Linked DNA regions of Homo sapiens: region 1 is linked to region 2. Evidence: read pairs that join two places in POLR2A ChIA-PET (ENCODE). Cell type or tissue: OCI-LY7. All regions are shown on one strand.

What was found. ChIA-PET counts read pairs that join two places held together with the same protein. Peaks named below come from ENCODE experiments on the same cell type or tissue, not always from the same donor. Only the 100,000 strongest peaks of a DNase experiment are listed, where the experiment ranks them.
Region 1: POLR2A ChIA-PET joins it to region 2 with 5 read pairs; 2 of 35 experiments call an interaction of 5 or more read pairs at or near these places.

Annotation. Positions count from the first base shown.
Region 1 is chrX:148,669,290-148,677,289 of GRCh38, forward strand. All of the region lies in intron 3 of AFF2 (ALF transcription elongation factor 2), which reads left to right. Among named protein-coding and RNA genes, the nearest start is that of AFF2, 170 kb to the left of the region's middle. In OCI-LY7, no CTCF peak of the experiment used is centred here; a DNase peak (open chromatin) is centred at 1,222; H3K4me3 peaks cover 537 bases; H3K27ac peaks cover 2,074 bases.
Region 2 is chrX:148,534,360-148,542,359 of GRCh38, forward strand. The region is part of intron 1 of AFF2 (ALF transcription elongation factor 2); the gene reads left to right. Among named protein-coding and RNA genes, the nearest start is that of AFF2, 38 kb to the left of the region's middle. In OCI-LY7, no CTCF peak of the experiment used is centred here; DNase peaks (open chromatin) are centred at 3,610, 3,978, 7,462 and 7,843; H3K4me3 peaks cover 5,391 bases; H3K27ac peaks cover 6,182 bases.

The sequences.
Region 1 (8,000 bases), 130 kb after region 2:
TCTGAGCCCTCCAAACTGTCCCAATCTCTGCCTGTTACCCAGTTCCAAAGTTGCTTCCACATTTTCATGTATCTTTTCAGCAGCACCCCACTCCTGGTACCAATTTCCTGTATTAGTCCATTTTCATGCTGCCGATAAAGACATATCTGAGACTGGGCAGTTTACAAAAGAAAGATTTAACGGACTTACAGTTCCATGTGGCTGGGGAGGCCTCACAATTGTAGCAGTAAGTTAAAGACACGTTTCTCATGGCAACAGACAAGAGAAGAGAGCTTGTGCAGGGAAACTCCCCCTTATAATAACCATCAGATCTCGTGAGACTTACTGACTATCACGAGAACAGCACAGGAAAGACCTGCCCCCATGATTCAATTACATCCCACCAGATTCCTCCCATGAAGCATGGGAATTGTGGGAGTTACAATTCAAGATGAGATTTGGGTGGGGACACAGCCAAACCATATCACTTGAGGTATATCACCAGTTTATTTTTTTGTGCATTCTTATGAAAATACAATAGTACTGAGTCCAAGGCTATATCTGGGCTATTTCCAAACCCATCAAAATGAAGGGATAACTTTATACTTTTAGGGTGCCAGAAAAGACTCTTGAACTTAGTATTTGTCTTATAGCTGTGTGGAATCTAGAAAGCTTTGTACCTTCTTCTCTGCTAGTCCATCCCCTGGTAGTTGCATTTTGTTTATGCTTTTTTACTAACTCTTCCAACTCACTGGTCTCATTGGTATTCAAATTCATTTTCTTATCATATTCCTCCTAACTTTCTCTTCATATTTCCCCTAACTTTAGTGTCTCCCTAAGCTAAATGAAGTTGTCTCCAACTGAACATGTGTAGTTGATAGTAATACAAATAGAATACCTGGCTTTGCATTCTTTGTGATGGGAAGGTTGGAGATGCTAAAAGAGAAGTGATTAGGAAGGGTGTCCTGAGGAGGGGAGACTGAGACCATTCTCACAATAGCAGGACTGATTTGTCAGTCGGGGACACATAGAGGTAACCAGGGAGGGTTTCACAGAGAATGAATGGGAAGTTTGTTTTGAACTTGGCCTTTAATATTGGGTGGTATTAGAGTAGTTCAAGAGGAATCTGGAGAGCAGTTCATATGTGTGCATATTAGTCATATTAGTGATGGATAGAGATAATAGCATATACAGAAAGGGGAAGTGAGTAAAATGTGAAGTATATTCTAAGGATAAGCCAGTTTATCTGCAGCTGCGGGTATGTGGGACCAAAGTGAGAGAGCTCAAAAGCCAGACTGTCACTTATCTTGAATTTGTAGGCAATGTGGCAACCAGAGTGTAATGCTGAACTTGGCACGTTACTTTCCCTGTCATCCTAGGAGACCTAGGAATTCTCTCAAGACCATTGCCATCATCAATTCAAGCAGTAATTTCTGAGCTTTCCCAGGTTTGTTCTCTACTTCCCTACAAGAAAGGACATCTCAATTCTTCTCTTGTAACCATCCATTCTTTTTCAGTGTGCTTCCCCAAGGATTTTTCTAAAGTAATGCCGAACTGGCTATTTTATACCATACTTTTCTTCCCTTGGAGTCCTTGTCCTCCGCTCACCCCCTTTCTCCTCCATTTTTTTCATTGGCATTAGTCAAACCCAGAGATAGCTCTCAAGGATGGCTTCTTAAAGAGTATGCAAATACTTGGGATTTTTTTTCTTTCTTTTTCCTCAAGTCCTCTTCTTTCTCCTATGTATTTTTTTTTCTTTTCTAAGGCTGTATGCAAGTGGTTCTAGCCATCAGCATCCTAAAACAATGTCAGTGATTTCAACATGCCATTGTGTAGGTAGATCAGAGTATTTGGTTTCAGTGCATCTTTCTTGGTGCACTTTGCTTTTAAAGCCTTTGTCATTGTTTAACACTTTTTTTGGTTGGAAAGAAACCAAAAGATTGATTTATTCTTACTCTGTTTTAACAAAATTTAATTCTTATGTTATACACATTTCTGTCATCATTATTAATAATGATGCAATTTAAAACAGCACTATTTGATAATTTTAGTGATTCTTCATGAGGCAGTTGAAAATAAATCTCTACTTTGGAAAGTGTGAAATATTGCAAAGCATAGTTTTAATGAGGTATACTGAGATGTGGGTTTCTCTTCTGGCCTGAACTTTGTTTGTAAAATTAAGAGAGTTATTTTGCCTTTCTAGGGCTTTTGTCACATGAGGAGATTAGACTAACTCATTGGTGGGGTTGCTTACAGCTCTAAATCTTCTCTTTGTAGTTAAGCCCAAACCTATCTTGTTTGTATAGTAATTTCAGCCATTATCTCCCCCACCCATAACCCTCTAGGAGTATCCACAGTAGAACAACATGAAGGGATCTGAGCCCTGCCGGCACACATTCAGAACAGTTTCTGACTTTGTAAGACTAGGTAAATATGGGAAGACTCAAATTGGATCTTTTTAGGGATTGACTACCAATTCAGCTGGGGTATTCTTATATTTCACCTTTTTTTTTTTTTAAGGTAACAGCTATATGCTGAATTTTACCAGAAAGTACCAAACTGTAGACTCAGCACATAGCCTCCTAATCCTTTTGTCACCACCCACTAAAATAATGAAAGATAGAGAACTCCTATTTTCACATTACTTCTAGGAAAATATTTTGACAGATTCAGTATGCAGTAAAATGGTAAGCTTTTGTTACGTGTGTTCCAAATCATCTTGTTATCACTGGATATATCGATTAGTTCAGTACTTTCTGAGCCAGTCATAAAAAAAGACTTCTCTCGTTCTGCATGAAAGAATAAGAGAAATTGAAAGGTAGATAACCATATTGATTCAACCCAAATAGTAAATGCAAGGGGCTTTAGACATAAGTCATAAATCTCTTTATGGGAGTTGTAAGTCTGTTTGGTATTTTCTATTTGACATGAAAGAAAATAATCTCTAATTAACCATCATTTTAAAGTGAACTATGCTTTGATTTGAGTTTATAATACAGGTGCCAATAACATAAACCTGTTACCTTTATACTTTGTAGTTTACAAATGCCTTCATATGTCTTATCTTGATCCAGTTCTAATGGGGTCTGGAATTATCATAATTTTCTTTTCTGCAGAAACTTAGTCTCGGAGAGGCTAAGCGTCACTTGCCTAAAGGCACACAGCCAGCAAATGGCTATGGCAGGACCAGGACCCAGGCTTTTAGTGATACTTCCACGTGGCATTTGGTGTATGGTGTGCTACTGTATATGTATGGGTTAATTTTCTAAAAGTAGCTCCTCTACTGGCACGTAAAGGGCAAGAGAATAATGAGCTGAATCCAGCTTAAGTTAAAATTCCCTTCTTAGGTTCATATTTCGAAAGTCTGGACCAAACACACCAAAAAGAGCAATTTTTCTTGTGGTATTACAGGTTATAGTCATGTGTTTTTCATTTACAAATATGGTGAGAAGTAGTGTTTTTGCAATATTCCTAAATGAGTAACATATGACACAACTTGTTAGAGGACTTTTTCTTGGTTCATAAAGTTTCTGAGTTTTTGTGTCTTTAGTGGGATGACTTTATCAGAAATCCTCAGACAACACAGCTAAAATCTAAATTTCTGTGGTTGAAACACAGCCACCCTCAAGAGAAACCTTAGATGTAAATGAGAGGTCAGTAAAAAGTGGGTATGAAACTAATTGCTATAGAGGGAGTAAGACTTCTCTCAATTGTTTGAGCCCCTGAAAAATAGATTAATTTAAAAAAACTGTCTAGGATCATCAAATTGCAAAAGTAGTTAGCAAGGAACAGACAGAATTTGTGACATTTATTCATAGACACTAAATGGGTGAGTGTCGCTCTACCTCAGCAAAAGAACGCAGATGGTCCATAGATAGTCTACTTCAGAAAATAACTGTGAAAATAAATGAACTAAGTAGCTGTGAAAGTTCTCTGAAAAATGTGCAAGACTCTGCAAATGGGAGGCATATTAGTTTCCTGTAGCTGCAACAGAATATCACAACTGAGTGGCTTAAAACAAGAGATTTATTTGCTCACACTTCTGGAGACCAGGAGTCCAAAAAGATGCCACACTCATTCCCAATACTCTAGAGAGAATATTTCTTTGCTTTTAAGTAGCTTCTGGTGGCCCCAGGCATTTCTTGGCTTGTGGCAGCATCATGACAATCTCTGCCTGCATCTTCACATGGTCTTCTTCTAGGTGTGTCTCTCTGTGTCCTCTTCTTCTAAGGACATCAGTTATTGGATTTAGGGCCCACCTTATATCCCAGATGATTCATGTCTAGATCCTTAACTACCTCCATCTGAAAATACTATACATGTATCCAAAAAGGTCACATTCTGAGGTACTGAGTGGACATGAATTTTTAGGGACTAGTATTCAACCCTGTATAAGAGAGGTCATTCTTCCCATTTTTCAGACTAAGAATAGAGGGAGTCTATGCTGTGCTCAATGTGAAAAGCCTAAGCCAGTCTTTTGGAGGGAGGTGGGCTTCTCCACCTCAGAACTGACTTCAGGTTTAGTCCACAATGCTTCTGAGCCAAATCTTTAAGCTGTTCAACTTGACTGCGACTATGAGAAAGACAATGGCTCTGGATAAACTGGTAAAATATAATTGTGCAAAAATGAGATTTAAAAATCTTTTAGGGAAGTATAAAGTTTCTTTTCACTTAGATAATAGATAAAAAATAATTTATTAGTACAAATTGACTTTTTTGTGAGCTAGAGCTAGGTGGGCAAACCTTTTCTGAAAAATAATTATTTTCTACTATACGGGCTATATGGTCTGTCTGTCACAAATACTTATCTCTGCTATTGTAGCATGAAAACAACCAAAGACAGTACATAAATGAATGGATATGGGTGTGTGCCAATAAAATTTGATATATGGATACTGAAGCTTGAATATCACATATGTCCATGTGTCATGAAATATTCTTTTCCTCTTTTACAAACATCTTAACAGTGTAAAAAATACTCTTAACTTGGGAGCCAAACCACATCAGGCAGTGGGCTGGATTTGGCTGGCAAAACTTAGTTTGCTGACCCCTGGGCTAGATCTAGACAAAGTTTCACACAGCAGAACACATTTTGCTTCTTGTGCCTGTTATCAACAGGAAGATGGTTTTTAGAAAGTGGGGAAAGTCAGTTTTGTTCTTGTACAGAGCAAAATCCTAGAGTCAGGAGAGGTATCTATAGTCAAGGAAGAACTGGCCAAGGGAGTAGAGGCTCTCCCAGGTCTAGGCCTACAGACAGGTGGATGTAAATGTTGTGTACCCAGGATTTGAAATACTCTTTAACACCACAAATCTCACCCTCTATTCAAGAGAATCTTTTTTTCTTAGTGACTTATAGGGTGAAGGTCATTTTACCTTTTGCTTCCTTAGAATTAGAGTGTCTGGACTCCCAGCGCAGGAAACCATTTGCATACCCAGTCTTGGACTCAGAATCACAAGATGTAAAAGAGGTGACCACAGAGATAACTGCTAAAAGGAAGCCAGCCCTATTATTTTATCTAAGGAGAAGGTGGCCTAGGCCAAACCCAATTGACATTCTGGAATCCCCTATAGATCAGAAGGACAAAAGCATGTATTTGACTTGGGTGTGGGGAGGTAGAGATTTCTAAGATTCTTAGAAAAACAAGTCCTCTTGTATAGCCTACGACTTTGAGTCAAATTAGGTGAAAGGGTTGATGGTCTGTGGCATCCCCTACAGGCTTTGCATAGCTGATGTGTAGGGGTGTTTTAGTATGTGCATGCACGTATGCATGTGTTAGGTGTCCATGTGTCTCTTTGGGGAGGGGGTGCTGAGAAAGCCAGTGGACTTCTGGAGGAGGCTAGAAATTATGGCATTCTTGGTACTTTCTGAAATTTTTGCCCAGCAGGCAGGGAGATATCTAGGTTCCTAAGTGATGTAGAATGAAGGAGAAATAACAGACAGGATCTGTTTAGTTAAGGCTTTAAAGATGAGGTGAGGTTCAGCAAGGGCTTTGGGAAACACATGGGTTGATGGAGAAAAAAAAAAAGGAGGCTGTATCTTAGATGTAATGAACTGCATAAAGCCTTGAAAGTTAGCGGGGCTGTAAGGTCCATGCTTCCTATGAATGGGATCATGTCACTCACATCTTAAAGTAGGTATCATAGAAGAATGCTCCAATGATGTTGCAGTTTCATGAAGAAGTTTGGTGTTGGGAGAAGTAGCTGCTATGCTGTATAGTTTCAAAGTCACTGTTCTCATAGAAAACAGGGTGAATTATGACTTCCAGAGTCAGTTAAGGAGATGGCCCCAGTTCTAGATTGAACCTATGCTTTGGCCTTCCTCTGCTTGTCAGGTTCTCTTATTCATCTAGACCTTGAAGTGAACTTACTGGGGAAGCTGATTTCCTCTGGGACATCCAGAAATGCCTTCCTTGTGCATCTGCTGGATATGGAGACCAGGATGTTCATCCTGAGTGGGGTCTGACTAAATGTTCTCTCCTGTGTGTTGAGACCCCCAAAACTGCCTTTCTGCAGTTCTACTCTATTTAACTTGAATAAATGTGGCCTTCAGATTCTTGGGAAGATAAGAAGCTCTAACTTCCCTTCCCAGTCAAGATTGATGGATAAAAAGGGCCTACACCAGAGATGTAAGCCTGAACCCACAATCCACATATATTATAATAAATCTAGAAGGAGTGGTCTTATTCAATACTGGAGGAAAGCATTTAGCTCAAGGACAAACATTTTTAAAAACCTAGTGTAACATTTTGAGTGAGTAGTTCACACTGAGTTTGATACTATGAATTGTGATTTTTTTTTTTTTTTTTTTTGAGACGGAGTCTCATTCTGTCACCCAGGCTGGAGTGCAGTGGCACCGTCTTGGCTCACTGCAAGCTCCGCCTCCCAGGTTCACGCCATTCTCCGGCCTCAGCCTCCCAAGTAGCTGGGACTACAGGCACCCACCACCACGCCCGGCTTATTTTCGTATTTTTAGTAGAGACGGGGTTTCACCATGGTCTCGATCTCCTGACCTCGTGATCCACCCGCCTCGGCCTCCCAAAGTGCTGGGATTACAGGCATGAGCCACCACGCCCGGCCCGTGATTTTTTTAAACTCTGAAAATATTATCTTACAGACTGTTTGAAAGATTCACTCGATACCTGTAAAATCCAGTATTTTCTTTTATTCATTCATTTACCGAATTTGCATTGAGTGCCCATTGTGTGCCAGGTACCATGCCAGAAGCTGGAAAACTGAGATGATGACATGTTGCCTTATCTTAGGTAGCTTAAGTCCAGAGATATAGACACAAAAACAGAAAAGCCACAGTGAAGTATAATAGAACAGTGTTTGGTATTCTCTTTAAGCAGACAAAGAATAGCTATCTGAGGTGTTTAGAAAAGCTTTTTCAAGGAGGTAGTAACTTGAGGCTAGCTCTTGGAGTATGATTGGAAGTTTTCTTGGTGAAGAAGTGGAAATATAAGCTTTCCTGCAATGTAAACCCACATCAAGTTGTAAATTGGCTTGATGGCTTCTGGGATTCATGAGACACAAGAGTCAGCTGTGTTTGGAGAGAAAAAGAAAGATTGGTTGGGAAGACTCGGGGCTTGGTATCACCTCTACATGATGGGGAGTCTTTTAAATCATTAAAAGGTAAAGGGCATAAGGTATAATCATGGTAAATAATGTTTCAGAAAGTCCATCTTGACAGGATGATTGGCAGGGGAGTTGGGGGAAGGGAGTAACATGTTAGGGCTGGTGAGATTCGAGGCAGAAAGATTGAAAAGGCTGTTGAAATATTCCAGGCCAGAAATGCTAGCAATTTGAATTAGGGTCATTTCTGAGACAGATTTTTAAGTCTGATTCAATGGAAATCAGTGATTAATTAGATGGGCCATTGAAAGGAAGCCCACATAGAGGAATTTAAAATGATGCTGAGATTTCTAGCTTGGGCAAGCAGTGGATGGTGATACCATTACCCAAGATTCCTTTCTTTGACACTGAGAGCTTCAGAAAGCAGGTAAGTTTTTCCCTTTATCTCT
Region 2 (8,000 bases):
CATAGGTGAAAGTTCTTTGGAATATGAAAAGGATGTAAAAATGACAAGAATTCAGACTTAGTTAATAGAGCAAGGCATTTAAAAGTTGGCATCACATGTTTATTTTGGCTCAAACTGTGGCACTGCATAGTCTGCATTTGAATTCCAGAACTATCCATGTTGAGCTATGCAACCATGGACATGTCACATAGTTTTGTAGGCCCCAATTCCCACAGCTGTGAAATCGTGAAAATAACACTATCCACCTCATAAGGTTGTTGTAAAGGTTGAATAAAGTAATGTCTGGCACAAAAAAAGACTCTTAATAAAGGTTAGATGTTACTACTGGGATACATTGTATTAATGATGACAGAAAGAAAAACCACTATTCTTATTTTGCAAGTAATAGAAGATGTCTGACTAAGCTTTATTTCTTTTTGTATTCATTATCTTCCTTCCAGAAGTTTTGATCCTCAAAACTTTATTGAATTGTCCTGAGTATCCCACATTTGTCCATGTAGTTTTGTTTCATTTCTAAATCACATATCCAATCTTGTTACCTGCTTGCTCAATAGAATAGGATGGCTCCTCAAATGACACCCTGAGCTGTCGTATAAGGAAATGATAAAAGGTGTGGCTTTGTGGTCAGAGAGACATGGATTTGAATGCTAACTCTTCTCCTTACTCATCATGTGGCCTGGGTAAAGTTACTTAAATTCTCCATGCCTCAATTTCATCATTTGGAAAATGGAGGAAATCATAGCACCTAAGTCATAGGGTACTTGACTGTGAGGTAATTTACACAAGGACTTGGCGAATAATAGTCACTCAATATGAGAGCTGCTACCACCATCATTGTGGTTATTATGATGTGATTATTATGATTATTAAAAATTAAATCCAAACTCTTGAGGCTGACATTTAGAAGCCCTCTATAATGCGATCTACCTTTATTCTTTTCATTCCTTACAAAACAGTTTTTTTTGGTATTAGTATGGCCCAAATATTGCATGAGGCATACTTATATTAGCTAATCATTCACTATGTGTCTGAAATTCAAATTTAACTGGGCGTCCTGTGTTTTCATTGACTAAATCTGTCCACCCTACTCACACATCTATACCTCCCACCAGTACCTCCACCTTACTTCCTGCCAGGGGACAGAAAGACTTCCAGAAAGGCAGAGTTTCCTAAATTTACCCATTTCTGAAGTCTCTACTCAAGGCGGCATTCAGGCCCTGTGCCGGGCATTGTAACAAGAAATATTTTTTATTATTTTTCTTTATTTATTTTTATTAACATTTGTTAATTCTTACTTCCCAAATATGTAGTGTATAGAAGATTGGTGGGCCTACTCACTTTCCCCATGGCTATAGCCTTAGTTACCCCAATCACTATCCTGCTCTGCAGCCCCCTAACTGTCATGGTGGTTCTCTGCCCTGGCTTCATCGTAGCTAGTGGCAACAGATTTTATGATGGTGTGACTCAGCATTGGCATGTTGTACAAAGCTCCTCTAGGCAATGCCGATGTGCAGCCAGGGTGCTGAATAATTGCTAGGCTTCTGCTTCAGGCTGTTCCTTCTGCCTAGAGTGCCCCCCTCATTCCCATTCCCACATTTTTTCTTTAAGAATTCGCACTTTGGGAGACCAAGGCAGGCGGATCACCAGGTCAAGAGATTGAGACCATCTGGCCAACATGGTGAAACCCCGTATCTACTAAAAATACAAAAATTAGCCGGGCATGGTGGTGCGCCCCTGCTACTCGGGAGGCTGAGGCAAGAGAATCGCTTGAACCCAGGAGGTGGAGGTTGCAGTGGGCCAAAGATTGTACCACTACACTCCAGCCTGGTGACAAGAGCAAGACTCTGTCTCAAAAAAAAAAAAAAGAATTCGACCATCCATTTAGACCCTAAACCATATCACTTTATTCATCTTCCCCAGACTCAACACTATCTGCCTTCCATCAGCAGGCAATCTTGTGCCTGGTTGTGGGTCCTGCAAGATTGGGAAGCCTGGAGGGCTGGGGGTGCCTGGTTGGATTCAGTGTCCCTTGCCCCAGTTCCCAGCACAGTCCCCTCAGCATTGCTGACAAGCCATTGATAGCTGCCCAATTGAAATGACTGCGATATAGAGGCCCAAACTTTCTATGAAGCTAATAGAGACAGAAACTCATTATAACTTTTCTAAGTACTTGTTTATGAAGAAACCTATGCAGATATCTAGTAATCATTTTATCCCAAATTGAGATAACTGTCAACTACCTGTGTTGAAACTTTAATAAAGAGAATAATAAATATCTTCATAGAAAACATTAACTATTATCAAGCTTTGATTTTTAGTTTTACGTTGCTATCCTAAGTCCGGTAAGGTTATTTCAAAACCCATAGAGGAGACATTGAAGTGGCTTAATTATTTAATTAGCAGTAGTGAACTTTGGGAATTTTGGTCTCTGTATGTGACTCCTAGACACCCATTGTGATATCTGCATTTTTGCTTAAAATAGATTAATAAGCCAATAGGTTTTTTTTTAGAAAATCTTTTCCCATTTCAGTGAACAGTGAAATCTGAATCTATAGCTTGCAACTGAAACTATTTTTCCCCAAAGCCATTGAGGGCTTTTACTCAGTCTGTTGTAAACAATTTATTGGTAAAGTCTTAGAATATTTGCATTTTAATTAAAGAAAATTTTAATTAAATTCTAAACTTTGCTCAGAAAAGGCAAGTTTGGGCAGCTAATGCATGGTAAGATGCCTATTCAGAGATGACTTAAACTTCAGGAATTCTGTGTTTGGTGCCATTTAAATAGCAAAGGAATGTGTGTCTTTCTTGCTTAAAAATATTTCCCAGCTGCCTTTGGGGACCCTCCCCAGGAGCATACAAGAGGTTTGGAAAAGCTACAGACTGGTTAGATGTTGAGATGTTTTAGACAGACAGAGATGGATACAACAAATCTGATTGTCGTAGAGGTGGGGAAAGGGTTGGTGAAAGATGTTGCTTAGGAGAGAGGTACATATTAATAGGTACAAACATTTACTAAACACCTTCTATGTGCTGGGCACCAAGTTACCCTGAATTCAAAGATGAGTTTTGCCAAGATGATTTACGTGGTCCAGGTATAAGTTGATGAGAGAGCCTGCTCTGTGATGGGAGCTGTGGGAATGGAAAGGAAAGGAGGAGAAATTTGTTTCTAAATTTTGATTTTTTAAGTTTTTTTTTTTTCTTTCTAGCTAATGCTTATATAATTGGAGCCTCTCGGATCCTGCCGTTATGCTCTAGGGCATATAGTTTGCAGTGTATGTTTTTGTTTATTTCCAGGACCTTTTACCGAGATCCATTCACTGTCAATCCCCTGGCTGCATGTGTTACTTTTCCTCCCTGCTGCTTAGCTCAGGGCTTCCCATAGAGCTGCTTCGTTTTGGGAGGTCAGGATAATGATGCTGCCCCTTTGTTCTGTCCTCCTGAAATGAAGCGCTGATAGCAGAAGGTAAAAGGCAGTGGGTTAGGGAGAAGCAGAAATGGCCCCATCAGTCGCATCAAGATTAAACGATTCTCCCATCTAATGGTAGGAAATGAGGCGTTTTCTGCGAGCCAAACCCTGATAGCTGTGTCCTTGTGGTGCCGCACAGGACGTGCGGGGGTGTAGGTACTTTGTAATGAAGCAAGTTAAGAAATAGACTCAGACGTGGGCCATCCTTCCCCTCCCCTCAAGGGCAGACTTCAGTGTCATTAGACCAACCTTCTACGTAGTATCAAAACCTCTTATTCAGAAACACTGACGGGTATTTGACTGAATTCAAGAAAATGTACTGTTTCTAATCTTGTAACTGTTTATTAAGGAATAAAATCAAGCAAAATTATGAGGACATGTATTGGATGTTTCCCTGTGTGTAAGGCATTGTGCCTAATACAGTTGTTCTCAGGTATAGGTGAGCATTAGAGTCACTGGACTGGTAGAAGCGTGCAGATTGCTGGGCCTCACCCTAGAGTCTCTGCTTCAGTGTGTCTGGCGTGGGACTTGAGAAGCTCCCTTTCTGACAAGCTTCTAGGTGAAGGCCATGCTGCCGGTCCCTGGACCGCACTTGAAGTATGAGGCTGAAGGTCAACTTACGAGGTCCATGCTTTCAAAACTTTAATGTACACAGAAATCGTTCAGGAATTTTGTAGAAATACAGATTATGCCTCAGAATATCTGGCGAAGCACTGACTAAATTTACCTGAAAGTTTAAGCAAAGCCTATTGATTTATTTGCCTGAAAATTTTGATTTATCAAAAACAGTATTTAAAAAGAAAATAAGCCTTTGATCACAAATAGCTACTGTTTCTTAAATCCTTACTATGTGCAAGGTCTTGTGCCAAGTGCTTTGCATGTCTTGTCTTATTTAGTCATTACACTAACCTTATTAAAGTGAAGACAATCCCCGTTTTACAGATGAGAAAACTGAGGGCTCAGAGAGATTACTCAAGTCAGACAGCTAAGTAAATGACAGATTCCAGATCTGAACCTAGGTGTGGCTGATTTTGAAGCCCCGTGACTTTTATACTACACTGTTTCTCTTAATAGCTACCCAAGATAGTTTCCACTCTGAAGACATTAATTTGATATTTAAACTGTCTACCCTACTGTCAGTTATGTTCCTTGCTGATCCTTCTTTGACTTGTCCTCTGCTGAGCAGAGTATTTATGGCTAGACCCAGATAAGCAGACAGGCTCTGCTAACCAGAAATTAAAAAAAATTTTTTTTCATTAAGCATGTGATGGGTTATAGAGTTGTAATTTTTCTTACATTTTGGGCAAGCTTTAAATGTAGTATGCCCTATGAGAGTTACAGGAAGACAAAGTAATCTAATTCATTAAGCACTTATTATGTACCTTGTGCTTTAATATCTTTTTTATCTTGTAACTCTCTTAACCATCCTGAAGGTAGGAATTACCCTCCCCATTTTATGGATGATATTAGAGAAGTTTACTAACTTGTTTAGCATCATACAGCTAAACAGAGACTTGAATTGTGATTGGAAGCTGGCTACGTTAGATTTCTCAGCCATGCTATTTTCGTTAGATCATAGTGCCTCTCGGTTTCCTCATCTGTAAAATGAGGAGACTGATACTCATTATACAGGCAAATAATAATGTCTGACATTGATTAGGTGTTCAGCACATGGTAGCTATTTATTATTTTTATGAGAATCAACAAGAACTGGAAGCAACATAGATCCACAACATTGTACACCCTCATTTCTCTTTCTCTTGCTATTCTCTCCTCTTTCTGTTGTCCTCTCCCCTCTTCCCTTTCCCCACCCAACATTCTCTAAGATTGAACTATCTTTTTTTTTTAAAAAAATAAAACATTGAACTAGCTCCTTCCTGTCTTATTTGTTCAAGTGTTAACATTCTTTAATGGGGGTTTTTAGTCAGTTCCATCATCATCACCAAAAGCACACCATTGAAATCTAGATTTAGTAAGCCCTACTAAGCCCTACTTAGGCTGCAGTTTGGACACAGGGATTTTCAGGTCAGTAGTGTTCACCTTGACCCTCACAATTACAAAGAGGAGTGCCATTAGATTCCCATTAATTAAGGGTAAATGCTACCTGTCACTTTGAAAGTTTTGGTCTTAGAGTATGTCTGTATCTCTGCTTTAGAAAGACACGATTTAAGTTGCTAGATACAAGATGTCATTTCTTGTCTTTTCTCTTAGCCCTAAACATCAGCTTGCTTTAATTAGAAATAACAGTAAGGCATCTGCTGAAAGTATGTGCACTTCCATTAATCTAGGGTTACTCAAGAGAATGGCAAAGGGGTTTCTATATTACATTTGCTAATAAAGAGTATAAACAGTATTTCAAGATGAGGACTAAAATGAAATACCTAAAACCTTACCAGGTCCAGCTGGTTCATATTTACATTGCCAGAAGGAGGGATTAGAGAAGCACTGCAAAAGCACAACACCTTCTGCATTCTTAAAATTAAAGGGACAAATTGTTATCTGAAATGAGCTGCAGGCCAGAGGGGGAAAGATAACCATATCAGCAGGAACAAAGGTTGTGGCTGACCAGCTAAAAAGTGACCTTTTTTTTTTTTTTTTCATGTTCTCAGAATCTAAAAATGGAATCCCATTAAAATGCATTAAAAATAGGAAAAAAATATAATATAAAAAGCCAGTATAGTCGCAGATGCTAAATTTACACTTCCCACAACAGGGATTGTGCCTTAGTGTCATTCCCATCAACCCATCAACTGAGCTTCCCCCTAAGCAGACACCACTTCCTGGGAGTAAATGAAGCATTTTTGGGAGCTGCTCTCCCAGTTGGTCTCAGGCCACTAGGGTCCCATTCAGTTAGTTATTACTTCAGGACACTTACTGGTTCCCTAGTGGCCTCAAATAAATGATTGCAGCTCCTAAAAATCCTGACTTCCAGAAGTAGCTTGTGCATGAGGAGAATGTGCAAAACTCACGCAATGAGATAATTCTGAGGCTTCCAGAATCCTGTTACATCCAGTATAAAGCTGTGAAGCAGCCACAGTTGGTGTCTTTCGTTAGTAAAAATCATGGACATCCTTCAGGAAAGCAAAACTACCCTCTCACTGCTAGTTTCCTTCTTCATAGCCAAGACGCGAGAAAAAATAAATGTCTAAAAATTAGAGATCTTTCAGCTACGCCAGATGCCTTTGAAAAGAAACAACTCAGTCATTCAAACAGCCTGATTTTATGAGGTGACATTTTAGATTATGATATGACATTGCAGATTTGACATGATTGTGCTAATTGTGAGAAAATATGCTACTTTGATCAAACTAGAATGAAGGAAATAAAAAGGCACTGTGGCTCAACTTGTAATAAAGAGCAGCTCATCCTCACAGCTTTGTGATTGTTGCTATAGTTATCTATTCAACATGGGATGCACAATACAGTTAACGTTTCATTACCAGTAGCCTGTTGCGTGCTTATTGTTAAAAGGAATTTAACATACAAGTTTTTGTATGTTTTGTTCGCCTAATTCTGATTCCTCGTGCTGACTGGCATGAGACAGGGAGCTGGATTGTATTAAACTGGTTTTATTGTGATGTGACTATGATGGATGTGACAAGGGCCTCTATTATTCGCTGGGGAGTGTGGCCATTAATGAAGCCATTAGCTGAGCTAAGGCAAGTGAAGAAAATAGGGAAATTACCACTATTCTGAAGCCATTAAGTTGTAATCCACCACTTTCTCTCCTTACTCAAAAAGGCATCTTCTTTTTAAGGCCTCCCTGACTGTCCTTTAAAGATTCATTAATTCATTAACTTTCCAAGGAGATGGGGGTGGATAGCATAGTTGAAATTTTAATCAGTTCAGTGTATCATATTATTAACATTATGGCAGTGTCTGTGCTCATTGCTGGACCACATCAGGTTAATTTTAAACAAACCACATTACAGCAGATGTCTTTCTGTTCTATGCATAACAGAAGAGCTTCCATTTGTAGAGTACTTTAGATTTCACCATGCTCTTTTATGTTTGGTTGATACCCAGGGCAGGCACTATGTACCTCTGTTATACAGATGAGTGAACTGAGGCTTAGTGAGGCTAAAATAACCTGAGGGATGAAGATCAGCCAGCCACTAGATAGGCAGAAGTGGGTTTCACCCTTAAATTCTCACTGAACCTTTGTATTAGGAATCATGCTTTTCCCATGTATAGTCTCTGCTGGAAAAAAGAAAGCCTCTGGTGAGCACAAATCTTTTGAAAATGAATAACTTGTGTTTATTCTGTATTAAATGTTTAAAAATATTTATTTAGCTAATCAGGGATTTGCATCTTTTAAAAACAATGGCGGTGTGCTCTGTGCAAGTCATATATGTGATATACTACCCTGTGGGTGGTTTCAGTTTACTTATAAAACGTTTAGCTCAGTCAAGTTGGGTGATGTCTACTACTTGGCAAAGCAGAGTGTTCTTAAAGACACAAGCTTTGGCTCTACAGCCCTTAGCGAACCAACATTTCCCAAGCAGAAGTTAGGACAGTTTTTTCTTGAAAGGGA